2 separate regions of the Mus musculus genome follow, and region 1 is linked to region 2. A link is a loop called in an ENCODE intact Hi-C map of the cell type or tissue named here. Cell type or tissue: heart. All regions are shown on one strand. Each heading gives the region's core, and the rest is flanking DNA. Links, peaks and the distances in the headings are about the cores only.

What was found. Peaks named below come from ENCODE experiments on the same cell type or tissue, not always from the same donor. Only the 100,000 strongest peaks of a DNase experiment are listed, where the experiment ranks them.
Region 1: a loop joins it to region 2, with 6 times the contacts of the local background. A loop is called at or near these places in 8 of 42 quality-filtered maps.

What each region holds. Positions count from the first base shown.
Region 1 is chr10:52,226,491-52,241,844 of GRCm38, reverse strand. It overlaps Dcbld1 (discoidin, CUB and LCCL domain containing 1), which reads right to left and starts at 8,226. Exons shown (of 11, transcript NM_025705.4): 1 at 8,010-8,226. The coding sequence starts at 8,094. In heart, for the core only: CTCF peaks have their summits at 8,146 and 9,201; DNase peaks (open chromatin) are centred at 7,694, 8,324 and 9,174; H3K4me3 peaks cover 2,294 bases; H3K27ac peaks cover 1,388 bases.
Region 2 is chr10:52,302,883-52,318,236 of GRCm38, reverse strand. It overlaps Dcbld1 (discoidin, CUB and LCCL domain containing 1), which reads right to left. Exons shown (of 11, transcript NM_025705.4): 6 at 13,517-13,650; 7 at 6,797-6,837; 8 at 5,336-5,423; 9 at 3,833-3,882; 10 at 1,086-1,205. Among named protein-coding and RNA genes, the nearest start is that of Gopc, 72 kb to the left of the region's middle. In heart, for the core only: a CTCF peak has its summit at 9,039; a DNase peak (open chromatin) is centred at 8,846.

The DNA.
Region 1 (15,354 bases), core at 6,969-11,968, 77 kb after region 2:
CAGGGTGTTATGGTGCCCCTGGTTCCTCGCTCGTTTGTTTCTGCCTCCTGACTGCACTGTAAGCATGTCTGCTTCACCACACAATCCTAAATTCTGCCTTGTTACAAGCCCATCAAACTACCCAGTGGGTTAACCTGAGACTGAAACATTTAAAACCACGAGCCAAAGTAAATCTTCCTCATTTAAGTTCTTCCTCTCTCGTCTCCTGCTGGAGTGGTGGGGGGCTGGCACACAAGTGTTTCTTTCCTAAGGCTGTACAGACAGCACCATATACTAAATAATGCTATTGAAAATACCTTTGTGAATTTCATTCTTTCCCGCTTCCTTCCAAACCTCAGCTGAGGTAGAGTAACTGCCCCAGCCAGGCACTGACCCCGGAAATAGTTATCTGGAGCAGTTATCTGCCAGAGTCTGTACCAGGTACTGTGGTAAAATACTCAGACTTGGACTTATGAATGTGAGTGACTTCTCCAGCCAGTCCTTCACCCCTGGACAACTCAGCCTCTTCAATCTTCACTCCCTCTTAAAAGAAATCACAAGTCTTGCTTGGATCTGGATTCAAGTGAACCAGGCCTCAGGGGTTCAACTTCATTTCTATTCTGAGTTTTACACACACACACACACACACACACACACACACACACACACATACACACACCCATCAAATAAGTGTCCCCTACCACACAAGACAAGCAACCACATAGTTTTAAACATATACAAAACAAGAAATTAATATCTGGAAGATAACATCAATGGAAGTCTTCCACTGTAGGAATTACTTCATAGTCTAATTTTTAAGAATCGTCCTAGTCTCTAACAGTATTTAGCCTTTCACCCTCAGTGCCAGACTTCTCACACTTGAGCAAGTTCTTTTTCATTTATTTTTGTGTGTGTACATCAAGGAGAGCAGGCCATGCTTGCCTTGTTGTACATGCGGAAGCCAGAGAACAACTAGTTCTCTCCTTCCACCATGTGGATCCCAAGGATGGAACTTGGGTTGTCATGCTTGGTGGCAAGCAAATTTACTAGCCAAGCCATCTCACCAGCCTGGGTTCTATTAAATCCTTACTCTGAGACCATTTACCCACTACTAACAACTATTGATTCAAACAATCTCATTATTTTTCTGTGTTTGGGTTTTGATTCTCAACCAGTCAGTCTGGGACCTCAGCAAGAGGCAGGTATATGATTCTACCACTTTCTCACCCCATCCTCAGTGAGCTCAAAGCCCTACTGAGCATGTTCCAGGTACTGTTCAACATACAACCTTCTCCTGGACCTTACAGTCCAGTAGGAGGAAAGACACACACATTAATAAAAATGTAAATGGTACACTGTACTTGAAGAAGGCAAGTGCTCTAAATAAAAAAGGATGGAGGAAGGGGATATGCGGCTCTGGGAATGGGCTAGGGCTTCCAGTATGTGGTGGTTTGAATATGCTTGGCCCATGGGAAGTGACACTATTAGAAAGTACGACTTTACTAGAGGAAGTGTGTCACTGTAGGGGTGGCTTTGAAGGTCTCATTCTATGCCCAGGCTCCTCCCAGAGTGGAAGACAGTCTTCTGGCTGCCTTTGAATCAAGACATAGAACTAACTCTCAAATCCTCCAGCCCCAGGCCTGCATGGATGCTGCCATGCTTCTAGCCTTGATGATAATGGACTGATCCTCAGAACCTGGAGGTCAGTTCTAATTAAATGTTTGTCCTTTATAAGAGTTGCCTTGGTCATGGTGTCTGTTCACAGCAATGGAAACCCTAACTAGGACACAGAGGTTGGGAAAGTCCATACTGATGGTAACTTCTAAATCGAAGGGCAGGAGCCATGGGGATACTTGAGGCTCCCAGTTGCAAGCAAAGAGAACAAACAGTGCATGCAAAGGCTCTGAGGTAGAAGGGGCCTGGCATCTTGGAAAAGCAGAAAGAGAGTCAACTAGTGAAGCTAGACAGACTAGAGTATAGATAGGGAAACACAGCAGAAGAAGGACGAGAAAGCTTGATTAACTGTCAGGTTAACAATACAGACAGGAACAAGAATAAAAGGACCATGCCTTTAATCCCAGCACTTGGGAGGCAGAGGCAGGCGGATTTCTGAGTTCGAGGCCAGCCTGGTCTACAAAGTAAGTTCCATGACAGCCAGGGCTATGCAGAGAAACCCTGTCTCGAAAAAGAAAAAAAGAAAAAAAAGAAAGAAAGAAAGGAAGGAAGGAAGGAAGGAAGGAAGGAAGAAAGAAAGAAAGAAAGAAAGAAAGAAAGAAAGAAAGAAAGAATAAAAGCACTAAAAGAAAGGAAGGAAGGAAGGAAGGAAGAAAGAAAGAAAGAAAGAAAGAAAGAAAGAAAGAAAGAAAGAGAAAGAAAGAAAGAAAGAAAGAAAGAGAAAGAAAGAAAGAAAGAGGAAAAGAAAGAATAAAAGCACCTAGTGAGCACTGAGGCCCTGGCTGTGTGTGGAATGCAGTGTCTAGTAGGCATTACCTTCGAGATAAAGCAACCAACCCCCCTAACAAGGACAAAGTGGGCTCACAACTTTCATTAAAGCTTTAGGATCTTTAGAAAGATCAGTCCAAACCTCTGCAAGGTGCGCGTCTCTAAAGACTTTGTTGTTCCTACCTTAACAAAACTAAAATGTCTGTGATTAATTCATTTCCCTATGCATCTTAAAAATACATGAGGGCTAAATGTGGGGGCACCTGCCGGTGATCCCAGCACATGTTCTACAGAGGGAGTTACAGGCAAGCAAGGGCTTACAGAGTGAGCCCTTGTCTCAAAACAAAACAATCCCACAAAAAGCAAACAAACAAAATATATATAACAACAACAATACCCAGCGGTAGTGGTACATGCCTCTATTTCCAGCTCTTGTAAGATAGAGACAGGGGGATCAAGAGTTTAAGGCCATTTTTACCTAACAAGGGAGTTCAAGCCTGCATTACAAAACAAACAAACAAACAACAACAAAAACAAAAGTCAAGCAAAACTCAAAGAAATGCACCCAATAAATGATAAGAAGTCTAACTTTCCAAATGTGGGTTTTTCATAATTTTTAATTCTACTTTATACCACAAAGTTAACAAGTTCAAATTATGAAAAATTACCAAAGTGTGTGAAAGATTATTCAGGGTTCAAGTCCTGCTGTAAGGACATCCTGTGACTTGCTGGCTGGCTTCTTGAACATGGCTACTTTTGTTCCCAGATCTGAGGTACAGCTATGTTTCTGAATACTGCAAATCATTTGTTTAACCAGTGCCAAGAGCTTTGGGTAGATTGTTCTGCTGACACATTCTTTTCTGTGCTGTGCCTGCATGTCAAAGGCATCTTTACATACAAAACTAAGCATGCCAAGGGAGCTGGGCTTGGTAAACACAATTATTGAGGTGAAGCAACAGGTGGTACTTGTATAAAAAACTGTATTAATCTTGCTTTTGCTCTCTTTCTGCTAATTAGGAAATGATTTGAAAGTATCTCTGAAACACAAGGAGATTGTTCAGTTCAACTCAGAAATATTCATAGAGTGCCTCTATTAGATGCTTACGACAAGGATGACAGGGAAGGGAACTTAGCCTGCAGAGCTGGCTGAGCCTGGGGGATTGGGAGCTGTCCCCTGGACAGGTAAGATTCAGAAATGTCAGCATGAAGGCATGATGGTGCAGAAGGTGCCAGAATAAACTTGTACTTACTTTTTTAAAAAAGCCACTTCCCTAAAACATCAAATACCAGCAGGTCACATGTCTACTCAAATGAAAATTACTGACGAAGATTAGACAATAACCATACAACAGCAATGAATCTTGAGTTGGCCGTGCCATTTGTAAGCATCCCAAAGTAACAACTGCTCGCCTCCATTTTTGCCAGTAATTAAATCACCAGGGAGAAATCAGTACCCGCCCCGCCCCCCATATGCACATACTTTTGGTGAATCGGGATTTTCAGATTTCATCGCAACAATCAAGGGCATTTTGGAAAGAAATGTAAGAGCCGGAAAATGGGGAAGAGTTTTATGAAATACTGTCTTCTGATCATACCATGCATGTCACAGTCAAGAACTCAGAGTAGCCGTGGCAACCCTGCAAAAGACCTGCACTAGAGTGAGTCAGGAATCGTTCTGGGTTAGATAATAGAGAGGCTTCACCCCTAGTTAAGGAACAGTCGGCAGGTGGATGGGGGGGGGGGGGGGAGGAGTCATTTTTCCTCAGTGGTGTATGTGCTAGTAAACTGCACATGTTCCAGTAAAGCCTACAGCCATACTCACCCAGGCAACACTAAACTCGGTGGATTCAAACGAACACGTTAGCTACAAGGGGACTTGCTGGGGGGGAGAGGACAGAGTTAGTAAGAAAGGACGATGGGGGTGGAAATGATCAAAATACAAGACATACCTGTATGAAATCGTCAAAGCATAAGTTCAGAATGCCTTTAAAAAAAGGGCATTTTACTCTCTAGAACTGAGATAATAAGGCTGGACTAAATCCAAGCATCCAGATTGATGCAATCAATCAATACAAATCAATACAAATGAGCAATTTATCTGTCATATTGTTCAAAAATTTAAAAATCACTTGAAACAATTTATGGGAGTACAGACCCTCAGGAGATTGAGTCCCAGTGAACAGGCAAAAGAAAGGGATTGGTGCTGGAGAAGGTCGGATTTTAAGAAACTGAGTAAAAGCAGCCGTCATATAAAAGAATCAGAGCAGCGCCAGGAGGCCACCAGACCCTGATACAAAGAGCTTTGAATAATATCATTGACTAGCATCACAAGTAACTTAGGTGGAAACATGGTGTGGTGGCCCGTGCCTGTAATGCTAGCATGTAGTGGCAGTCCGAGGCAAAAAGATCAACCACAAATCTGAGGCCAGCCAGAGCTATAAAGCCAAACCTGGGCCACACAACCAAACCCCTGGGTGGTTCTTTGTTTTGTTTGTTTTATATTTTCTTTAAAAGGTGCAAGTCAATACGATTAGGGAGCTCCAGATGCAAAGCTTCCAGGGATATTGGCAGCCAGGCAGATCCAGGAGACTGTGGACCCAACCAGGAAGCCCCACACTCCAGGAGCAAAGGTCCAAGTCAACGTTGAGCATTGAGAGCAATGATTTCATACCTGACACTGTCCAACTGTGGTGGCTTGAATAAAAATGGCCCCATAGGCTCATAGGGAGGTGTGGTCTTGGAGGAAGAGGTGTATCACTAAGGAGTAGGTTTTGGGGTCTCAGAATCTCAAGTCAGTTCACTCAGCTCCTTCTCCAGCACCATGTTTGCTGGCACACTACCATGTTTCATGTCATAGACAAAACCTCTGAACCAGCCCAAATGAAGTGTTTTCCTTTATAAGAGTTGCTGTGGTCATGGTATCTCTCCACAGCAATAGAAACCCAAACTAAGACACCAACCCCATAACTTAGACCCTGAAGCAAATCCCTAGACCTAAAGTCTGTACATTTACGAACACTTGAAAACCCGTCCTACCATGTACTCCGGAAGACCACAGCTGTGAAAACGCCTTTAAAACTTATAGAAGCCATATGTGATAGTGCAGGCTGCAATCCTAGCACTTGGCAGATGGAGCAGGAGGATTAGGATAGGAGCTGAAAGATCATTCTTGGTTACATAGCAAGTGTGGGAATAGCCTTGTTACATAATGAACCCTAGGCCATTCTGGGCACAGAGTGAGTGAGACCTTGCCTCAAAAACAAAAAACAGGGCAGATAAGATGTAAAGGGGTTTGCTGCCAGAGGGGTTTGTGGACCTGAGTTTGATCCCTAGAGTCCACTTGGTGGAAGGATTCCTGCAAGTTGTCCTCTTATCTCCACACATATGCACACAGTACACAGACAATAAAAAAATGAGAGTTTAAAGAAAATCAGCCTAACAATACTCTTTCGGTAAATATCCCAAACTTAAGTTTTACCTTGGGTGTGTGAATTCCCATACTTGTTTATGTAATCCAGACTAGCCTTAAATTGGAGGCAATCCTCCTGCCTCTGTTTCCAAAGTGCCTCAGCTAGTGGTGAGTGAGTGCTCATTTATTTTAAAGTCCCCAATACATAGGATGTTCCACGCTAAACCTAATGGCAGCACCGTCCATCAGTCAAAGGCAACAAGGTCTAAAATCTGAAGCTGGCTAAGAATCTAAACAACCATCTTCTGAAGTCCTCCCTTAGCCCAGGCTAGCCTTTTCACGTGGTGGACCTGCTGTGAGGCGGACTCACAGACTACAAAGCCAAGCGCCTTTCCACCACTACAATACCATCTTCAGAGGCTGAGGAAAGAGCATCAGGCATCCAGGCTAAACAGAGAGTTTGAAGCAGGAAGTCTGCAAAAGATCCTGTCTCAAACAAATAAACAAAAAGCAAGGAAGGAATATAGAAAGGAAAAAAAAATAATAATGAGCTGTGGCAGTTAAGAGACGCTATAGCTCCTGCAGAGGACCGGAGTTCAGTTCTGAGCATCCAAAGCAGGTGGTCACAACTGATTCTAGTCACAGGGGGCTTCTGGGCACTCACATGCCCATACCCACATTCCAAAACATAATCTAAAACAAAGTAAAAAAAAAAAAAAAAACCTTTAAGAATAGGCAGAAGCCAGAAACAAAACAACCAACTGAGCTGGATACAGTGGCACTCCCAGCACTTGGGAAGCATGAAGAGGTTTGCTATGAATTCAAGAGTGGTGTCTCAAACCGCAAATATTAATAATAACAAGAAATTCAATAAAAATATGTAAAATGGGGTTGCAAGGATGTCTCAGAGGTTAAAAGCACATACTGTTCTTTCAGGCTCACTTCTGCCTGTAGCTGCAGGTCCAAGAGACTAGTTGCTTATGGTCTCGGTGGGTATCTGCACTCAACGTGTACATCTCAACCCACACACAAATACACATCACTAAAACTAAATTTTCTTTAAAACCCACACCAAATAAATGTAGAATGTTACAGTTTCAAATATCGACTTGAGAAAGTGTCTTCAGTTATTAAGACATCCAATGACTGGAATATAGTTTGGTTGTTGAAAGGCTTGCCTTGCACAAGTTCCCGAGCGCCGCCAAAACTCAAACAAAACAGCATGTTTATAAAGCATTCATAAAACCTTACACAGTGCAATTCTAACACACGTTAGACTGTGTTACCGTAACTCTAAACAAAATAACTTCACTTTTTTTTAATGCTATCAACTTGCTGAATGTTTGGGTGAACGAATACATTGTTCAATGAAAAAAAAAAAATCCAGCGATGAGTTTAGCTTCGATTTCTGTTCCCCCAGAAAGCATAGCGGGGGCGGGGGCGGTATTCAAGTATTCTGCATAAACTCACTGCCATTAATTAACCCCAGTTACAGAGGAGCAAAGGCAGGAGGAGAGGAACAAAACCCGAAAAGGGTGGGGGGTGGGGGGGAGAACCCACAGAAAGGTGGCTCGTCCTATCCAAGGAGAACTAATTAAAGCAGATTAATGGAGTAGGGCCATGTAGGGCTGGGAAACCAGTTTCCTGCCTTAATCTGGTGGTCTGAGAGAAAATTCGGTGGCGCTGGAAGCCAAAGATCAGCTACCGAGGAAAAGCAGCCTGGGCCGCAGTCGACTCGCTCAAATACCCTTGAGGGACCAGAGTCGCAAGGTTCCAACTCCGATCACCACCGGACACGCGTGAGGCAACGGGGGCCCTGTTTGCAGTCGGCTCCGGGGCAGCCTCGCAGAAGAACCCCCTCTTGCAGGCAGAGACTAGGAGCTGGCGGGGCAACGCCGGGCGAGCACCCGGGGCCAGGCCACTCGCACCCGCCGGGAAGGGTCGGGAAATCTGGGAACTAAGTGGCCGGCCGGGCGGGGACACCGCGAAGGCAGCCGGGGAACAGGCGCCAAGCTGCCGGGCTCGTTTATGGGGGGGAAGGAAAGAGTATCGGGGCGCGATCCGAAATGCACCCTCTGACTTCAATCCATCCCCCGCCTGGCGGAGACCGCCCGCCTCTCGCCAGGCTCCCCCGAGGCCCACAACACAGCCCTCCCGGAGCCCCGAGTCCCCCACTCACCCAGCTCCTCCGCCTGCAACCGGAGCGGAGCACACACGGCGAACAGCAGCGCCAGGACACTCGGCCCACCAGCCCCGGTCCCCATGGTCCCGCCGGACTCCAGACCCGCAGGATCGGCCTCCCGGCCCGGCTCTACACTGCCGCTGCCCGCCTAGGGCAGCCTCCTTCGCGGCCCGGCCCGGCGCGGCGCGGGCACACGGCACAGATCCCTCTGGGCGGCCCGCGCCCGCGAGAGGGCGTGTCCTCCCCGCCCTGCCCCGCCCCGCCCCGCCCCCTCCCCGGGGTGATCAGCCGCACCACCGGTCTCCCAAGGGGGGCGCCCAGTTTCCCCCTCACCCCACCCCGCCCCCGCGCCACCTGCCCGGATTCACTAGAAAATGAAAATCAAAAATTCACCTGGCACGCAGGCTCGCCAGAGCCCGGGGGTTCACCGAGACTCCGCCCCTCTGGCAGTTTGTCAGCTCTACCCTAGAGCTGGTCTGCCAAGGCTATGCAAGGCATCTGAAATCTGATGGGATGATGGCAGTTCAAGTCCATTCATTCATTCATTCATTCATTCTCTCTCTCTCTCCATCTCTCTCTCTCTCTCTCTTCATTCATTCCGTTGTTTAACTCAACTTTCTACGCGGCTGGGTGCTTAAATTCACTCGGCATTTGCAGAGCTTAGAAATAATCGCTCACTACAAACTGCAGTCTGTAACATGGACAGTATATTTGGAGCACATTTGGAGAGATCTAATTGGATGGTGAAAAGGCAGCTGGGAGCAAAGCGAGAGTAAAAGACAGAGAGCTGAGTTCGTGCCCAGGTTGTTCAGAGGATTAAAGGGCGGGAAGGGGCCAGTTGGAGCTGAAGCTCAGTAGACAGGTGGGTGCCTGGCCAGATGTGGGAAAAGACGTGCAGAGTAGGACCAGTAAGAGATATGTAAACTGCAGAGTCCCCAGAGCAGTCTGGAAAACTTCAGACTGAGCAATGTTTGAGGCGCTCTCTGAGGTGGTGGGAAAGTCTTGAGATTAGGTTCGATGGACCGCGGAGGAGTTTAGAGCCCATTACTGGGTCGTTCAATTGGAGTCCTGGTCGTCAAATTGAACAGAGAAACGGTTAATACTCGTTTTAAGGACTGTCACCTTTAGGTCCCCCCCGTGACTTTCCTCTGCGTGGCCACAACCTTAGCTCTAACTCACACACCACCTCGTGGCCTCTGGGAATTATTACATCTAGAGTGCGTCGGGGTGGGGTGGTCTCGGCAGCTGAGGAAGATCAGACCCTCCAAGGCCAAGTGACCTTTGGAATTTTCTCCAACTCCAAGCCTAAGCTGACAGGTAGGATAACTTTTTGCCTTAAAAATGTTTTGTTGTTTTGAGATTGAGGTTTATCGTCTGTGTTCTGAGGGCTTCTCTTGTCTTCCTGGCTGGTATTGAGTAGTTTGCTAAGTAGCCGGAGGCTGACCTTGGAACTCCTGAACCTTCTTCCCCCACCTCTGAGATAGGGGAATACAGGCAGGCCTTCATATCCTGCCTGGTTTACACTTTAACTTTTGAGATTCCAAGTGTGATTTGGCAGTGGACTTTGCACCTTCCTTTATGGCAACCTCAGAGGAAAGACTTACAGCTTTCCAACTGAGCCTTTCTTAGATCTGAGTGTAGAGCCAGTCTCTGACTGGGACACATTCGCTTGCCTTCATGTTAACTCTTCCCCAGTTGTCATAGAGAGGAAATAAATATGTATATGTCCTGGCTGGTTTTGTGTCAACTTGACACAGCTGGAGTTATCACAGAGAAAGGAGCTTCAGTTGAGGAAATGCCTCCATGAGATCCAACTGGAAGGCATCTTCTCAATTAGTGATCAAGGGGGAAAGGCCCCTTGTGGGTGGGACCATCTCTGGGCTGGTAGTCTTGGCTTCCATAAGAAAGCAGGCTGAGCAAGCCAGGAGAAACAAGCAAGCCAGCAAAGAACATCCCTCCATGGCCTCTGCATCAGCTCCTGCTTCCTGACCTGCTTGAGTTCCAGTCCTGACTTCTTTCAGTGATGAACAGCAGTATGGAAGTGTAAGCCGAATAAACCCTTTCCTCCCCCAACTTGCTTCTTGGTCATGATGTTTGTGCAGGAATAGAAACCCTGACTAAGACAGTATATAAAGATCGGGAGTGTAAAGGATGTACTTAAACAGTAGGCTTATCTTCAAATCAAAAGTAAATATACTTTTATGAAAATACTGAGTATCTTCATACACACCGTAAAAATTTACCTCAATAAGGAAACATTTGCTAGCTTCACCTTCTTTTCTTTCAAAAAATATTTTTTTTATTTTTTATTTTTTTATTTGGGACAGAACCTAACTATGCAGCTCTGGCTGCCCTGGAACTTACAGATATCCACCTGCCTCTGTTTTCCAGGTGCTAAGATTAATTTGGCTACCAAAACCGACGGTTTTTTTTTTTTCTTTTTTGTTCATTTTTTATCTTTTTAAATATTTTTACTAGGTATTTTCCTCATTTACATTTCCAATGCTATCCCAATATCCCAAAAGTCCCCCATACCCTCCCCCTCACTCCCCTACCCACCTACTCCCACTTTTTGGCCCTGGCGTTCCCCTGTACTAGGGCATATAAAGTTTGCATGACCAATGGGCCTCTCTTTCCAGTGATGGCCGACTAGGCTATCTTTTGATACATATGCAGCTAGAGACAAGAGCTCCGGGGTACTGGTTAGTTCATATTGTTGTTCCACCTATAGGGTTGCAGTTCCCTTTAGCTCCTTGGGTATTCTCTAGCTCCTCCATTGGGGGCCCTGTGATCCATAGCTGACTGTGAGCATCCACTCCTGTGTTTGCTAGGCCCCGGCATAGTCTCACAAGAGACAGCCATATCTGGGTCCTTTCAGCAAAATCTTGCTAGTGTATGCAATGGTGTCAATGTTGGAGGCTGATTATGGGATGGATTCCTGGATATGGCAGTCTCTAGATGGTCCATCCTTTTGTCTCAGCTCCAAACTTTGTCTCTGTAACTCCTTCGATGGGTGATTGTTTCAAATTCTAAGAAGGGGCAAAGTGTCCACACTTTGGTCTTCCTTCTTGAGTTTCATGTATTTCAAAAATTGTATCTTATATCTTGGATATTCTAAGTTTCTGGGCTAATATCCACTTATCAGTGAGAACATATCATTTGAGTTCTTTTGTGATTAGGTTACCTCACTCAGGATGATGCCCTCCAGGTCCAACCATTTGCCTAGGAATTTCATAAATTCATTCTTTTTAATAGCTGAGTAGTACTCCATTGTGTAAATGTACCACATTTTCTGTATCCATTCCTCTGTTGAGGGGCATCTGGGTTCTTTCCAGCTTCTGGCTATTATAAATAAGGCTGCTATGAACATAGTGGATCATGTGTCTTTCTTACCGGTTGGAACATTTTCTGGATATATGCCCAGGAGAGGTATTGCAGGATCCTCTGGTAGTACTATGTCCAATTTTCTAAGGAACCACCAGACTGATTTCCAGAGTGATTGTTACAAGCTTGCAATCCCACCAACAATGGAGGAGTCCAAAACAGACTTTTAATTAAAATTTTTAAATCACATTTTTATCTGTTGTGTGTGTCTGTGTGGGTCCACACACGTGGAAGAGAGTGGAAGAGAGGGATGTTTGTAAGAGTTCCTTCTGTCTTTCCACTTTGCAGGACCCTAGGCTTGAACTCGGGTTAGTCTTGCTTGACAGCTGAGCCGTCCCTCTGTCCAATGTCCTTCTCTTAAGTTCATTTCTAAGAAAGTGAATTTGGACAACTCCTGGCTGCCTCTAGCAAGTTTAGCTCTGAGAGCCATGAACGACGACAAGCAAAGATGACCAGGAGCATTGTTGACCACTGAGGAATCCATTGAGTCATGGGAGCCCTGGTGACCTCTTTCATCTCAGTCGATACTTTGATAGGAATAGTTTTATCTTTCTATATTGAAATCCTCAGCCAGATACAGGAAAAGATTGAGAATCTGGAGGCGGGGAGGACCCACGGTCTTCCATTATACCATCCTTTTCTCAAACATGAAGAAAGATTTCTCTACAAAAAACCCCCACAAAGGTCAGTAGGTAAAGATGCGGCAGGACCAAAGTTGAACTACTGGAACCCACATAATGGAAGGAGAGCCAACTCCCACAAGCTAAGAGAAAAAACAGTAGCCATAAGTAGGATACAGGCTTGGGACTCCAACATTCTAGGAGATGAGGTAGGACTTCACTGACAGCCTGGGCTATAGAGTGATGATATGCCTCTGAGAAAAAGCAGGCAAAGCTAGGCGAGGTGACACATGTTTGCAGTCCCAGCAATTAAGATGCACAAAGGCAAACTCATGCCAGAAAATGAAAATAAATCCTTCTGAATGCATTTTTATTTTTAACGGAACCTCACAAGGCAATGCATAGCTGAAAACAAAAACAAATAAACAAATAAACCTCTTTCATACAATAGAAATAACTTTGAGTATTAAGTGCATAATCTGATCTCAACATTGACCATGCCAGGACAGGGAGGAATGACCCAGACTTAGCTCAGCAGGATGGGCTACCAAATGTAAATGTATAAAAACTATTATATTTTCCTATATAATGACACAAAGAAGCATTGCTAAACTAATATATCAAGCCACAAATTCTTACATCAAGCGAATGTGCCTGTTTTAATCTTAAGATTTCACCTAGTGGGCTGGAGAGGTGGCTCAGTGGTTAAGAGGACTGACTGTTCTTCTGAAGGCCCTGAGTTCAAATCCCAGCAACCACATGGTGGTTCACAACCATCCATAATGAGATCTGTCATCCTCTGCTGGAGCGTCTGAAGACAGCTATAGTGTACTTACATATAATAAAATAAATAAATCTTAAATTTCTATTCATCTTAAAAAAAGATTTCATCTCGCTTTTTTTAAAGATTTATTTTATTTATATGAAAACACTGTAGCTGTCTTCAGACACCAGAAGAGAGCATCAGATCCCATTACAGATGTTTGTGAGCTGCCATGTGGTTGCTGGGAATTGAACTCAGGACCTTTGGAAGCACAGCCAGTGCTCTTAACCGCTGAGCCATCTCTCTAGCCCTCCCCTAGATTAAAAAAAAAGATTTTGGATTATTTATTTTTATTTTCTGTGTATGAGCCTTTTGTGTTCATGTATACATGTATGTACAGTGTGTGCAAGCCTGATGCCTAAGGATGGCCATAAGAGTGGTCAGATCCTCTGGAACTGGAGTTCCAATAGCTGTGAGTTGCCATGTGGTTGCTGGGATTTGAACTCAGGGCCTTCAGAAGAACAGTCAGTGCTCTTAACCGCTGAGCTCATGTGCTCATGTGCTCTGAATTGGGGTCTTCTGTAAGAGCAGCATGTGCTCTTAACCATCACCCCTTCTCTCCAGACTTTTGACTTTTTGCTGTTGTTCTCCTAGACAGAGTTTCTCTCTGTAGCCCTGGCTGTCCTGGGACTTACTCTGTTGATCAGGCTGATCTCAAATTCAGAGATCTACCTGCCGGTCTCTGCCTCCCAAGTGCTGGAATTAAAAGATGCACCACCATATCTGGTTTCATTTTGACTTTGTTTTTTAAATCTAAGGTATTATAACCCAACTAAGTTTCTCTAAGGGAAACACTATTCACCTGGATGAGTCCCACAGTAAGGTAGAAAGCAGTCATAGGGAGGGGTCTCTCATCAATGATTGACATACCAATCCCTCTAGTTACCATCCACTGTTCATTTTGCATATCTTATCGCAATGTATGCTTGTTTTCATTAGCCCTTATATTACAACAAATAGTGGCAGATAAAATCCTACCTTGTTTGTGTATATAGTATATATGCCTTAGCTTGCTTTAATAAGAGAAATTAAATAGAAATGTAAACCTAATATGTTTCTAAAGTAAGTAGAAAACTTCAAAATGGATTTTGGTTCAGTCTGACGACCTAGTAAATTTTATCCTTAAACTAGAGTGACCCTGAGATATAAAATGGAAATGACCATGAAGATGAGATCCGAGATATAAAATGTAAACTGTACAGGCATCTGTCTCCTGCTACCAAGCATGGACAGAAATAAGGTCTTTTTTGTTGTTGTTGTTGTTGTTTTTGTTTTCTGTTTTTTTGAGACAGGGTTTCTTTGTATAGCCCTGGCTGTCCTGGAACTCACTTTGTAGACCAGGCTGGCCTTGAACTCAGAAATCTGCCTGCCTCTGCCTCTGGCTGTGCTGGGATTAAAGGCATGTGCCGCCACGTCCGGCTCAGAAATAAGGTCTTCCTGTTGTGATTTTGAGATAGGATCCTCTCTAGTTTGTGCTTGACTTACATGTTAGCTTGCTATACATCCAAGGACAGCCTTGAATTCTTGATCCTCTTGAGTGCTAAACCTATAGGCATGCATTACCTCACCCAGCTTCCCTGTTGCTTAAAAAACAGAACAACTTGTTGCTGATAGTTATTGGGAAGCCATGGTGTCTATGTCTGGAAAGAATTCTCGAATACTATAGCTTGTGGTGAGAAAATACTGGCCTCAAATGTCCTTTCTCAGCCTAGACACTAGATTTTTAGTTCTGCAGCTGTTCTCTCTACTATGCATCATATACATATATGTTTAGCACTCAGGAGGGTCAAGAGCTCAAAACCATCCTTGGATATATGGCAAGCTAACATGTATGGCCACACACACACACACACACACACACACACACACACATTGCCTCTTACTTTCACAGGATAAACAATCCACATTGTGCACTGTAGGGTCCAGACCCATGTTATAAGGCTTCAAGCAACTGTTCTGCTTACCCAGTAAGTCATCTCGGTGACCCTAAAGATCTATATTTTTATGTTTGGGGAGGGGGTGGTGCTTACCTACAATTTTAGCACTTAACTGGTAGAGGTTGGGAGATCAGTATGTAAGGTCATGACTATTCCAAGGTCTGGTTGAGGAGAAGGTTTCTATTGTAGGTATGAGGGAGAGTACAGCCAGAGGTATCTGGAGGACTTTAGAGTAGGGGGAGGAATTAGTAGATTAAACATAGCCAGCAGACTGAACCTGGCCATTGGGGTGAGAGGAGGAGCAAGAGAGGAAGAAGAAAGGAACAAGGGAAATTGAAAAAGAGGACGGAGAGAGGGCTGTCTTAGTTACGGTTTCTATTGCTATGAAAAGACACCCCTCTAGAATGTACCAGAGACCTGGGAGGTGAGAGATGAAATGCTCTAGAGTGGGGAGGTGTAACTTGTGGAGTCCACATCCAGTAGAAAGACAGGGCATCAAGTGGAGGGATGGGGTTGCCATCCCACAGTCAAAAACACTGACTCAGAATAGTTCCTGTCTGAAAGAACTGCAGGAGGAG
Region 2 (15,354 bases), core at 6,072-11,071:
ATTCCTGCACAAACATCATGACCAAGAAGCAACGTGGGGAGGAAAGGATTTATTCAGCTTACACTTCCATACTGCTGTTTATCACCAAGGAAGTCAGGACTGGAACTCAAGCAGGTCAGGACGCAGGAGCTAATGCAGAGGCCATGGAGGGATGTTACTTACTGGCTTGCTTCCCCTGGCTTGCTCAGCCTGCTTTCTTATAGAACCCAAGACTACCAGCCCAGAGATGGTCCCACCCATAAGAGGCCTTTCCCCCTTGATCACTAATTGAGAAAATGCCCCACAGTTGAATCTCATGGAGGCATTTCCTCAACTGAAGCTCCTTTCTTTGTGATAACTCCAGCTGTGTCAAGTTGACACAAAACTAGCCGGTACACCACCTGTTAGATCATGGGGAGTGTGGAAATCTCACTCACAACCTACATACAAGCTGTCTAAGGTTGCCCTGGGGGCAAGCTTAAGAAGACTGACAGTCAGGAAATAAAGCTGGAAGAGAGACATACTGATGCTTTCTCAAAGATACTGACCCATTGTGACCCTGACTCTAACTCCCTCCCCTCAAAGACAGGACATGTATTCATTCATCACTCAATTAGTCTTTCTTGTCTCTCATTCCCAGTACTTTAATAAAAACCTGAGTAGCAAACATGAATTAAGAGCTTCCTCCCAGCACTTGGGAGGCAGGGGCAAGCGGATGGATCTCTGTGAGTTTGAGGCCAGCCAGGTCTACAACTCGAGTTCCAGGATAGCCAACGCTACACAAAGAAACCCTGTCTGGAAAAAAAACCGACCAAACAAAACAACAACAATAAAAAGTTTGCAGAGACTAGCAGTGCTGTGGGGCCCTCATTATTCATCATTATATGCCCTGAAGGTGTGGTCAGCTCAGGTGAAGGGACCATTGACTAATATCTTTGTGTTAGCTTGAAACTCTTCCGAGAGTACTGGATGGGGGGCAGAGGGAATAGAGGAGCACACTTCTGCTATAATAAAGTATCTTACTTAGCCTCACTGCTGTTCCGATTCATGTCTCCCACAAGCAGAACCTCCTTAGAGCACTGCTGTCCCTGGGTTATGACACTCACCTGCCATATCACTAGTGATGAGATCCAACTTTTGTGTCATCTCTTTTTCATTGTCATAGCTGATGGTAAATTCCGTCGACTGATGCCTGGCAAAGGGATATTTAATCTGCTTCCAACAGCCTGAAATCAAGAGAATATGAAAGCAGGCATCAGGCATGTAATTCACATACCCATGTGCTCTTCTTTGGTATGTCAGAAGTCAGTCTCTTGCAGGATGCTGACAAACCCACAGTCACAGCTCTTTGGTTGTGTGCAGAGCACAGCATGATAAGTCAGGCCCTTCAATACACACATTACCCATCGCTTTATTTTTTTGAAATAGGGTCTCTTTATATATCCCCGGCTACCCTGGAACTCATTATGCAGGCTAGGCTAGCCTTGATCTCAAGGAAATTTTCCTGCTTCTGCTTTTTGAGTGCAAGGATTAAAGGTTACACCACCATGCCTGGCTCCCACTGATGGACAAGCGGCTCGGTGGTTAAGAGCATAGGCTGCTCTTCCAGGACTCCATTTTGTCTTCTAGCACCCACACGGCAGGTCACAACCATCTGTAACTCCAGTCCCAGAGAATTCAACACCCTCTTCCTGACCATGTGGACACCAGGCAGGGACATAATTCACAGACGTACATTCAGGCAGACAAAACAACCACACACATAATTAAATAAATTTCAAAAAAGTGGATGTAGCTGGGTGTGGGAAATATTAAAAAATGAGCCCACCAACTCTCTGTGAGGAGAGAGAAGGACAGAGGAGGGAGGAAGAGGTGGAAGGAAGATGGAGCAGAAACATGTGGCTTGGAGAAACTGCAAGTTATATGGGATCTCATAGATGGGAAATAGGGTAGTATAGTGGTAGATCTGCCCAATCTAGGCGGGTAGCTTGTATTCATATCAACTGGGTTGTGATTTCTTTAACCGGGCTTTTTGGGTTTGAGATTTACCACAACAGTAGCTTCCAAGCCCTGGAATCATCTGGGCACATTTCCTGTAGGCCCAGCCTTTCCTCAGCATCTTCAGGCCACTGTATTTTCTGGGAAACTGAGGAATGGACCAGGTAGAGTCCATGCGTTTGTTTTGAAGAATTTTTAAGACTCAGGTCAGTAGTATTCACCTGCAATCCCAGGGGATTAAACTCGGGGGCCATCTCCCTAGCCCTGACTGTATTATTTTGATTCTGAGACTAGAACCCAGGCCAAGCATATGTTCAGCTCACAGACAGGGCTGACGTCACTCCTCAATGACAGTGTAGTAATCTAAGTTCCAGTACACATACACAAATGAACAGCACAAAATTTAAACAGGATAAGGCTCATGCTAAATACAGATGTGGCGGCATGAAAACTCGGAAGCAGAATATAAACTAGATACGATAAATTTCTTCCTTGTAGCTTTGCTAATTCAAAGGGAAAGAAAATTATCTTTTTCAAACCAGACAGTAGTCTCCTCTTACCTACAGCTTATGTTCCAAAAACAAAAGGGACCATGGCTCAAAAATATTAAATAGGAAAATTCCAGAAGCAATTCCTGTTTTAGCTGCATGCTGTCCTCGCACAGGAACCATATGAACCATCCTCCTGTCGGGTTCTCTGTCTGCTACCCTCCTGGAAGGTTAGTGTTCCCGACAACTGGACAGAATCTACACTCAGCCGGAAAAATGGGCATGCGATGGTGGCAACTATCTTGACTGTATTAACTAAGGTGGATTTGCATACCCAGCCAACATGGTAGCATCCTTTTCCTGCCTGGGAGCCTGACCTGGAGAAGGGGAACTGGGCAGCAGTCTGCATTCATCCCCCTGTGTCTTCCCATCGAGGATGCAGTGTGACCAACCAGCTTGCTTCAAGCTCCTGCCATCTTTACCATCCACCACCAAGGACTAGACCTTGCACTCTGAGTATAAACAGTCCCTCTTCTTTAAGTTGCTTTCTTTCAGATTAGTTTATCACAGCAAGAGGAAAAGAAAGTGAAACACTCCCCTTTAGTCACTTTATGATGCACTCAAAGCAAAACAATGGCTATGTGGCCATTCTACTCAATACAGTTGTCCTGTTTTGCATTTTTTAAAAAAAAATCCCTCACCATGTCTAATACATAAACGACATTTTTTCAGGGCTAGGCATATAAAGACTTTATGTACATGGTTTAGTTCTAGTTACAGTCTTGAGCAGTCCTTAGTGTCTTGGGTCATCACTTACAGATAAAGGGATCACAGAACCCAGGATCTTGTACGTATTAGACAAGTGGTCTACCATTAAGCTAGGCAGCACCCGTCCTACAAAATTGACAGACCTCAGATGTACTGGCTAGTTTTGTGTCAACTTGACACAGCTGGAGTTATCACAGAAAAAGAAGATTCAGTTGGGGAAATGCCTTCATGAGATCCAACTCTAAGGCATTTTCTCAATTAGTGATCAAGAGGGAAAGGCCCCTTGTGGGTGGGACCATCTCTGGGCTGGTAATCTTGGGTTCTATAAGAGAGCAGGCTGAGCAAGCCAGGAGAAGCAAGCCAGTAAGTAACATCCCTCCATGGCCTCTGCATCAGCTCCTGCTTTCTGACCTGCTTGAGTTCCAGTCCTGACTTCCTTGGTAATGAACAGCAGTATGGAAGTGTTAAGCCGAATAAACCCTTTCCTCCCCAACTTGTTTCTTGGTCATGATGTTTGTGCAGGAATAGAAACCCTGACTAAGACATTGGACTTTCCCCCTGAAGACAGAATAAAACCGTAGATGGAGTTTTTAACCAACCTGTTTTCTGAGCGTCAGCTGACACATATGGATTTCCTTTCTTTTTCCTCCTGTCAAGGCAAAACAAAGCTCTACTGAATATTCGTCAGCCAATTTGTCTGCCTGTGACCTCATATAATACGAAGATCACAAGTACTTACCTCATAGGTGGTTCTGAAAGCGGAATTTGCTAGACACTGTCATATGCTTAAAAAGCTCTGTGTGTGCGCGCCTATGTGTGTGTATGATCATATGTAAATATATCTTATAAGTAAGGTCACATATGTTCATTGAGAGAATGAATACTAATTTTATTTTGTATATTAGAAAGCAATGCATTATTGCTTGATTTTTCTCAATGGCTCAGAAAAACAATAAAATCCTTAAGTAATTTGTAAGGATAATTTTTATATTCCTTTTTTGTTTTTGTTTTTGTTTTTATGAGACAGGGTTTCTCTGTGTAGCCCTGGCTGTCCTGGAACTCACTCTGTAGACCAGGCTGGCCTCAAACTCAGAAATCCGCTTGTCTCTGCCTCCTGATATTCCATTTTTTATAAAGTATAAGTTATAGGTGCCTTTAAAAGCAATTAACATTATCAGTTATGTTGAAAGTATACAATGATTCAACATTCTAGTCATACTAATGTATATACTTATACGTTCTAAAGCTTTTTAAATTGTAAAAGGAGAACCTGAGAATATTTCTTATTTTTTTGTTTAAATCTAATTTCTATCATTTGTCATAATAATAAAAATAGCATATAGAGTAATGAAAAAGATTCAGTGCCTATCATAGTGAATGTCTTTGTTCCAAGAGAAAACAGCCACATCAGACATTGCTAAGCCATGGTGGGAGCCAAACCCAGGTGCTAGATCTTCTTTCTAATACAGTCTCTACTGGGTGGGGGAAAAGGGAGATTTCACAGGGAACATGTCAGCTCCCAGATGTTGGTCCAGCAGTGCTCATATGGAAGCCAGAGAATGTAGTGCTGCATAATTCCTATGTTATCATCTGGACCAAAATTGCTTGTAAATATCAACATTTCATCTCCAAAGAAGGCGTGCTGCTTCTTTAACACATATGTACCAGAGGAGTAAACCTTTGAGGTTTATGAATGTTAGTTATGATCATTCCACTTGGTGGAAAAGCACCCCTGGGTTTGTCTATAAGCATGTGCCTAGATAGGAAGATCCATCCAAGTCGAGAATGGTACCATTTCCTGGGATGGGGTTTTGGAGCAAATAAAATGAGAATGTGTTAAATGGCAGCATTCCTCTCTTCTTGATTCCTGCAGATCCTGACATCCTACAGATGTGATGTGAGCAGCTACATCACACTCTTGCTACTGTCCTCCCTAACTGTGATGGGCAGATTGGGCAGACTGTATGTCTTCAAACTGTGAGCCCAAACAAACCCTTCTTCCCTTCCTTAAGAAGCTTTTGTCAGAGTAATGAGAAAAGTCAACTAATAAACCACTTATGTATATAATTAGAGAAAAATTGAAAAAGTTTAAATTCACATACTTTCTACAGATTGCAAAGATCCCCATTCCAGTCAGAAGGAGGGCGATGAAGATCACTGATGGAATCGCCACAGTTGTAATATTCATTCCTAGAGGAGAAAGCCACCGTTATAACACAAATATCACATAACTCACAAACATATACAAAACTCAGCTTCAGAGCTGAGTTTAGTGGTGTACAATATTAGGCCCAGCAGCCGGGCGTGGTGGCGCATGCCTTTAATCCCAGCACTTGGGAGGCAGAGGCAGGCGGATTTCTGAGCTCAAGGCCAGCCTGGTCTACACAGTGAGTTCCAAGACAGCCAGAGCTACACAGAGAAACCCTGTCTCAAAAAACCAAAAAAAAAAAAAAAAAATATTAGGCCCAGCACTTGGGAGGCAGAGACAAGAGGATCTATGTGAATTCTAGGTCAGCCAAAGATACAGGGATACACACAGTGAGATGCTATCTTTTTTTTTTTTTTGGTTTTTCGAGACAGGGTTTCTCTGTGTAGCCCTGGCTGTCCTGGAACTCACTTTGTAGACCAGGCTGGCCTCAAACTCAGAAATCTGCCTGCCTCTGCCTCGCAAGTGCTGGGATCAAAGGTGTGCGCCACCACCTCCCAGCAAGATGCTATCTTAAAACAAACAAACAAACAAACAATAACAACAACAAAAAACAAAATAAGCAAAACTGCTTTGTGCACAGAGAAAATGAATACATGTTTGCCTATGATGTTACAAAGTAAAGTCTGAGCTAAGTTTGGAACAAAGTCATTCCTCTACCCTAAAATGGCAGCCTTTGTTCCATGTTCCTCAGGATTAGCTCTTACTCTGAGCTTCTTGCTGGGTTCAAGTGAATTCCCCAAATCAGAATTAGACTGGTCAAGGGAGGAAGCTGCACATGGTGGGGTGAGGCTCTTGGGCTCAGGTCCACAGCTTGTGTGTGTGTGTTGGGGGTGGGGGGACATAAGGGTGGTTGACAGATAACTGTTACCAAGGCTGGGAAGCTGTGAGGTTCTCATTGTCCAAGCTGTGGTACATTAACTGAAGAGGAAGTTCTGCCTCAAGTTCTGAAGTTCTCAAGCAGCGTTTTACTCTGCTACAGAGAACGCCATGCTTCTCCACTACTCTTTCTGCGTCAAATGAAGAGGCGCTCCTGACCCAGAAGAGGCTCCTGGCTGTATAAACTATTAACAAATGGAGGATATCATTCTGCATCTCTCTTTGTGACCCTTGGGAAGAAAATAAAGGACAATTAGAAGTGAAAATGTCTGCTGGACTTGGTGATGCATGCCTTTGATCCCGGCACTGGATGGCCACAGGCAGGTGGATCTTTGTGAGTTTGAGGCCAGCCTGATTTACATATCTCTTTCCAGGCTACTTAGGGTGCCTCAAAGGACTACATAGTCTTGGGGTTTGGGAGCCTAAATTCTCACTGTAGACTTTAAAACAATAAACTTATAAAAAGCACCATCCTTACCTGGGGTTGTAAAAAGAAATCGCTTTTCCGACAAAGAACCACTGAAACAAAGAAGACAAACAGGAGGCGTGTGAGAGAGGGGCTTTGATAGATACTGGAAGCCAGCACAGCATAGCTTCATATACCTGCCACCACCCTGTGCAGCAAGGATCACAATCCTGATGCCTTTCTCCTACCATTTATACCAGCATCTTAAGGGTCAGCTAACTCAAAAAATAAATGACATAAATTAAAAAGCAAAACAACAACAACAAAAAAAACAGGTGACAAAGGTCGGACTCTGAGGCCTGACCTTTTCTAATAGTATGCATTAATTAAATGCATTTAACCATGACATTCTCACACACATACACAAGGTTACTTCATATTTACTCTTCATCATCCTCATTCCAAACTCTCCAAGGCTTCTCTGAGTAAAGCCATCCATCCTAGTGTTTTTTCTGTTACTGTGACAAACAAGCATCTGGAGGGGAAAAGGTTTGCTTCACTTCATAACTCTTCAGACTCCATCACCAAGTCAAGGGAAGAACTAAAGACAAAAAGCTGGAGGCAAGGAGTAATGCAGAGGACACGCAGGAATGCTGCTTACTGGCTTGCTCAGCCTGCTTACTACACCAGGAAGGACCATCTGCCCAGGGCTGGCACAGTCCAGTTGGCTGGGCCATCCCATATCAGTCACCAATCAAGAAAATCCATCACAGTCATGCCCACAAGCCAATTTGATAGAGGCAATTCAACTGAAGTCCCCTCTCCCATGCTGTTACCCTTAATCTTGTTATGTAGCCTGGGCTTTCTGAGTCCTCACTATACAGGTGAAGCTTTGCATAATCCTCTTGTGTTCCAGCTTTATCTTCCTGGGACTCCCTAATCTTGCTGAATATGATGATCTGTCGGTCCATTCCCCTGCAAACACCTCAAGTTCATCCGGAACAGAATTCCTTGGTATGTACCATCTTCTTTATCCATTCATCTCTGATGGACATCTAGTATGAGTCCATCCATATATTGGGAGTAAATATGGACAGGCAGGAATCTCTGTGATATGCCGGTAAAAGGCCTTGGTTATATACATCCAAGCATGGTATAACAGGGGTGTGGAGGAGGAGTCTTAGAGTTTTTTTTTTTCCCTTCAAACTGAATATTTGTATTGATTACTTGGGAATTTCACATCATGCACCTCAGTGTCACTTACTTCCTTTTTGAGAACCCTCAGGAAAAGGAACATACTGTTGGGACTAAATTTACAATTCCTCACGATCCTCTCTTTTATCTGATAGTTTCTTTTTTCTTTCTCCTGATGTCCCAACATAAAGGACTACACAAGCTCGCATCAACCATGAACACTTAGGCTTGCTCTCACGGCCAGGAGACACTATAATAATTACTTTTATCTTTTTGTTGTCAATCAGAGAGCATAAGTGTGGAAGGGTTAACTTTTGAACATGAAGATATGGGTCTCAAGAGCTGCTCAGTTGATAATGGGTCAATTGAGAGATCCCTGAAACCCACGCCTACAAACTGTCCTCTGACTTCCACATGAATGCTGTGGCGTGTGCATGCACATGCATGCACGCACACACTCACTCTTAAAATGTAATAAAACAAAATTTTCATCCAAAAGCACAGACCCGAGGGATAGATGGTTCTGCTAATGACTCTCTGCCTGACTTTCCTCCACTCTCAGCTGGCTTCTGATGACCACTTCACACTGTTCAACTAACTAAATGGGACAGAGTCACACTAAGAGTAGACAGACCTTCTTAAAAGCTACCACCTAGGGGAGGACAGGGCTCTGAGGTATCCACAGTGAGGTAAACAAATTCCATTAAATTACAGGAATAAGAAGCCTCCCCCGGGACTCCAGAGACAGACAGTCTGGAACAATCTGAGGTAAACACAAAGGAAAGGCTTTCCCTTCTGATGGTCAGCGCCTCCTCACCCTCGTCCTCGTCCTCCTCGGGATGAGGTCAGTCCTTCTTCCTGATTCCATTCTGGCCTACTCAAACTGAGGAAGTGGTCTGACCCCTGGATGAATCCCAGCAGAGTCTGGCTATTTCCTTTAGGGACCCCTTCTTCCTCAGCTGCAACACTTCCTTCAGTGTTGTTTTTCCTGAGTACCAAGCCATCGTGTGTGGGAACAGAAGTTCAATGACCGCAAGTTCGTTGGTTCCCCAAGGGCAAAACATCACAGATAAAAACAGCTGCTCCCTGAAGATCTGGGATCTACACAAGTAGAGGGGGCTGGTTTCACACACAGTTGACTCCCTGTTCAGAACAAGGACCAGGGAGAAATCACAAGAGCCAGGGGGAAGTACAGTCCTTGCTATAATTCTGGGCTTTCTACTCCCACCAAAATCAAAAAACAAGAAAATTAGGTCAAATAACTACATGATATACCGCCAATTCCCTATAAGCTGCTAATCATTTACATTTAGGTACATCTTTGGTATGCAAATTTAACTTCAAGTTAATTCAAAATTATATTTATTCATTAACTGTAACTGCTACATAGCTAATTGAGAGAATGAAACCTACTTTTTAAAATTCAACTGTTTTCATGTTTTTTTTCTTCAGTCTTCCAGAGTTTGAGGTAGATATGTACGTAAAAATATATGTATGGACAGGAGAGATGAAAGATGGCTCAGTGGTTAAGAGCACTTGCTGTTCCAGGGAAACAGCGTTCAATTCCCAGAAACGACATAGTAGACCACAACCTTCTGTAACTTTAATTTTAGGTGATCCACTGACTTCTGACCTCTTTGGCCATGAGGCATTTACATGGTGCACATACGTGCATGCAAGCAAAATACTCATATACATAAAAAATGGGATAAAATGCCCCAGTACAGGGGAACGCCAGGGTCAAGAAGTCGAGTGGGTGGATAGGGGAGTGGGGGGAGGGTATGGGGGACTTTTGGGATAGCATTGGAAATGTAAATGAAGAAAATACCTAATTAAAAAAATAGGATAAAAATCTTAAGCATATATAGTTTATGTATACACATATGAATTAGCTGAGTGTGGTGGTACACACCTTTAATCTCATCGCTCAGGAGGCAAAGGCAGGCAGATCTCTTTGAGTTCAAGATCAGCCTGGTCTACATAACAAGTTCCAAGCCAGGACTACATAGGGAAACTGTTAAAAAAGAAAGGAAAAGGAAAAGGAAAAGGAAAAGGAAAAGGAAAAGGAAAAGGAAAAGGAAAAGGAAAAGGGAAGGAAGTATGGAAAAGAAAAGGAAGAAAGAAAACGTGTATATATGGTATAATTTCATTTGTTTCAGTGATGACATCAGAAGCAGCCTGCTGAGCATGGTGATACTTGCCTGTAACCCTAAAAGCTTGGGAAGAGGAAATAGGAGTTCAAGGCTAGCCTGGCTAATAGTAAGCTGCAGGATAGAATAGGCTGAGACCCTTTCTTAAAACAAAACAAGGACTGGAGAGATGGCTCAATGGTTTAGAGCACTGATGCTCTTCTAAAGGTCCTGAGTTCAAATCCCAGCAACCACATGGTGGCTTACAACCATCTGTAATGAGATCTGATGCCTTTTTCTGGGGTGACTGAAGATAGCTACAGTGTACTTACATATAACAAATCTTAAAAAAAACAAATCCTGCCGGGTGTGTGTGTGTGTGTGTGTGTGTGTGTGTGTGTGTGTGTGTGTGTATATGTAGCAAATGGGACCTCATGGTGGGCGGGGCGGGGAATACTGAATCTAAGTCCTCGTGCAGTGTACAGCACACACCCTATCCTCAGTGGACAGTCTTTTGTGTATCGCATCCCTCAGGGCTTGCAACTGTCTCTCCAACTCTTAGATCAGAACACTTCTATTAGCAACCACTTCCACCCCAAATGGGAGATGGTTTTCTTCTTTCTCCCTCAGCCTCTTACCAGCCAGCACATATGGTTACAAACACAACAAGCTAACAGTCATGTCTACTCCTCTCTGGCATTTTTTTCTCAGCCTCTGACTCTGTCTCCCCTAAGCTTTGTTCCTCCCTTTGGCCATTATCCATGACTATCACATTTCCATATGTCACATAACCATCTTCTCCCCTAACCCCAGGTGCTCCTTAAAAACCCTACTCCCAAGAGCCTGGGCCAAGCCCCGAACCTGGAAAAGAATTTTAGACTCAGTTTTTACTGTAATTTCTGGAGTGAATTTTTTTTCTTTTGTTTAAAATAATGTAGACTGCATTTTTCTGTAAAAGCAATGTTGTTGGCTCACACCTTTGTTAAACTATAATACATTTATGTACTTTCTTAAAATGACATCAGATTCAAAAAACCCTGTGCTAATTTGAGAAACTATCCACTATTGATAAAGTCCACCTCTTACCCCAGGTTTTACGATACTGGGTCTGGGTATATACAGCTCAGGCTAGCCTAGAATTCACAATTCTCTGACTTTATATGCCCAAGTGCTGGGATACCATACATGCTTGTAATAGGCTTCCTACCAAGCAAGATAGTCCATACTCTTATAAGGATTGTCTTAGTCAGGGTTATTATTGTTGTGATGATACATCATGACCAAAAGCAAGTTGGGGAGAAAAAGATTTATTTGGCTTATACTCCACATCACTCTTCATCATCATGGGAAGTCAGCATCATGGGAAGTCAGTACAGGAAATCAAGCAGGGCAGGAACCTGAAAGCAGGAGCTAATGCAGAGGCCATGGAGGCTCAACCTATTTTCTAACAGAACCTAGGACTACCAGCCAAGGGACGGCCCCACCTACAACAGGCTGGGCCCTCCCATGTCAATTACTAATTAAGAAGATGCCCCATAGGCTTGCCTACAGCACCATCTTATGGAGACATTTCCTCTTCCTCCTCCTCCTCCTCTTCCTCCTAAGGATTATTTATTTTATGTATAGGAGTACACAGTAGCTGCCTTCAGAAGAGGGTATCGGATCCCATTACAAATGGTTGTGAATCACCATGTGGTTGCTAGGAATTGAACTCAGGACCTCTGGAAGATCAAGTCAGTAATCTTAACCACTGAGTCATCTCTCCAGCCCCTGGAGACATTTTCTTAATGGCGGTTCCCTCCTCTCAGGTGACTAGCTTGTGTCAAGTGACATCCAGTGCAAGGATGGAATAATGAGATAATAGTCTTGAGTTTCCTGTGTGCAAGAGAGGTCTGGGATGCTAGGGGAGTGGCTGGGAAGTTGAGAACGTGTGCAGCATACACAGAGCTCTGGATTTGATCTTCAGCATTGAATAAACTGGGTGTGCACTTGCAATCCCAGAACTTTAGCGGCAGTGGAAGGATCATGTGTTCACAGTCAGCAGAGAACAATAATTACAAATGGGACTAGGGTAAAATAGTAAGGCTAAAGACTGCCATGTAGAAGAGAATCCTGATTGATCTCCTACATAGGGATCACAAAGTGTGTGCCGCTTCTGTCCTGAGCCTCATCTTTGGGACTAAAACTGTGGAAACTTGTTCAAAACACAATCACAGTAAAAGGAAACATCTGCAGGGACCTATAGAGTACAGGGGAGAACTGGTAGGGGTGGCTGGGAATGATGGTAATGGGTTAGGGGAAGACCTGGAGTTTCCAGGCGCACGTCTTCCTCACTAACTACCTATCTTCAAGGAGCCTCCTTCTCCACACTGATTACTGCCTCTCAGGTGTGTGGGCATCTGCAACTTGGAGCCGCCTATGTTATTAAGCTTTATTAGCAGTTCTGCACAGAAGGATATCAGAATGTAGACAAAGCTTAGTGTGCAATGTTTAAATCAATTTACATATCCCAGCCCCATGAAGCAAACCGAGACAACTATCACACTAAGATGTTAACAGATAATAAAAGCCACTGCTATCTATCTATCTATCTATCTATCTATCTATCTACCTACCTAGTATCTATGTATGAACACATGTATGCATCTATCTATCTATCTACCTAGTATCTATGTATGAACACATGTATGCATCTATCTATCTATCTATCTATCTACCTAGTATCTATGTATGAACACATGTATGCATCTGTCTGTCTGTCTGTCTGTCTGTCTGTCTGTCTATCATCTATTGCAGGCCCCTTTCTACTCTCAAAAATGGTCTCTAGGAATCCTTGAGGGTGGGGAGCACTCAGTGGTTCTAGGAATTTTTCAGTTCCCTGTACCCTCAGTATTAGGTAAAATTGGAGATAACTTCAGTAATTTACTGAAACTACAAAAAGCCAAAAGGAATAAGCATTTATTTTCTCCCGCAGGTGCAGCTGGGACTGCAAGAAATCTCCCACACCAGGGCTCAGGCGTCTGCCATTTTAACTCACGTGCCTACACAACCAGAAAGCTCTCTTGATACCACATTTATTTCCCACATAAAGACAAATGCCGTTGAAACTCGCACATTTTAAAGGGTTTGTTTATTTTCTTTTTAAAGAAAACACATAAGTGTTTTGCCTTAATGTATGTGCACCACTTGTATGCCTGGTGCCTGAAGAAGAGACCTTAGAATTAGAACTCTCATCACAGATGGTTGTGAGCTACCAGCATGGTGCTGGGCATAGAACTTGGGTCCACTGGGAGAGCAACAAGTACTCTTAAGAGCTGAGTCATCTTGGTAGCCCCCATATATCACAAGTATTTTCTCGGCCGTCTGCCACTTGGCATTATATCCCTGTTGTCCTTTCAAAACTGCAGGCGGATTGATTAATTACGGGCCTCAGGGCTTTCTCCTCTCAGAACACAAGCCAAGTACTTACTGCCGGGAGAGCACGCCATTGGCCAGGAGTCCTTCATAGTGACTTATCCCTTTGCTCTGAAGCAAGTTGATGTGGCCACCTAGTTCATCTGTGATGATCCCTGCGTGGATGGCAGCTTTGCACAATAAAGAGGTCTGAAACAGAGTGACATGATTATTTCAGCACTCACCTGTTTAAAACAAAGCTGGACTTTTCTATTTTCTACTTTTGTTTGTTGGGGGGGGGGTGTTCATTTGTTTGTTTCTTTTTGTTGTTGTTCTTTAGAGACAGAGTCTCATTATTTAGTGCTGGTTATCCTGGCACTCACTACATAGACAAGGCTGGCTTTGAACTCACAGATCTGCCTATCTCTATCTCTGGAGTGCTGGGATTAGAAACATATTCACTGTGTTTTCCATTTTTGATTGCTTAGTCATTTACAGTAGTCCTCTGCCCCCATGAATAACGTCTCTAGCATTATTATGTTAACTCCTAGCTGCCAAATCTGAACCGTGTCAAGGAGTTTGCCTTGTTCTGCCACAGTTCCTGAGGCCCTGCTAACTGACATGCATGTTAGTGACATGCACAAGGACTCTTCAGCGCCTCATGAGCAATTTCAGACTAGCAGAGCCAAAGAGCTCATCTGTCAAAACCGCTCACATGCTCATACGTCACTGAGCTCAGGGTAGGTTGCTATGCAGAAAAAGATAATAGGGTTTGTCTCTTAGACTTGGTTTACAAACAGACAGTCTTAAACAAGGTGGAAAGCAATCTGGGTAGTATTCAACGTACTGCAACTTCACGCTAATTCTTTGATTTGGTACAACATCAAAACCAAGATGGCTGACAGTTGCTACATGGAACAGCAAGTTCCATGTGGAATGATCCAACAAACAATCAAACAAACGAAATCTCAGCATTCATGTCACTTTCTGAATCCTTGCCTTCAGTGAGCCCAAAAGCCGGTGACTGCTGGGCTAGCTGCTCGTGGGAGCCTTCAGACCCAGCTATATGCTGTTTAGGCGAATTCGGCAAAAGCAAGATCCAGAGGCTGGCTCTGATTAAGACAGGTTAGGGGGTGACACTGGCTCTGAAGAGAAGTTATGGAATGTCAAGACTGTGAGGTGACCAGGTCCAAAGGTCCGCAGAAAAAAATGTGGATGGGAAGACAATAGACAGACTTGGCATTTGAGCCAAGAAGCAATTCTAGATAAAGTTGAGCTGTGTGCTCTGCATCTTCCATTTAGCTAATTCCAAATCCAAGAGGACAGAGGGTTATGCTGTGTCTTAATCACTGGACCTAAGTAGTTTTCTAGGTTCATGAGAACATTGATTACCTGAGTCTCAATTCGAATGTTTCCTCAAATCTAAGTTACAACACATGCAGAAGCAATGGACGGTATTTGTAACCAGTTATCTGGGGGTTGCAGTAACACCAAGGAATTCTGTGACTTTTTTTTTTCTTTTTCATTTTCCTTCTTTCTTTCTTTCTTTTTTTGTTTGTTTGTTTGTTTGTTTGTTTGTTTGTTTTTTCGAGACAGGGTTTCTCTGTATTGCCCTGGCTGTCCTGGAACTCACTTTGTAGACCAGCCTGGCCTCGAACTCAGAAATTCACCTGCCTCTGCCTCCCGAGTGCTGGGACTAAAGGCATGCGCCACTACGCCCGGCTGTTTTTAATTTCTCTTAAGAGATTTCATATTTCCCACCTAAGATCTGGCAACGGAAGTCAGTTCTGCAATAAGTTATGTCATCGTTACAAACAGAACATACAAAGAAAGCGAAGCCCAAAAGAGATGCTGACAATACTGTCCCCTTTGGGAATAGGGGACCTAGGACAATCTTGTCCTCTAGAAGGAGAC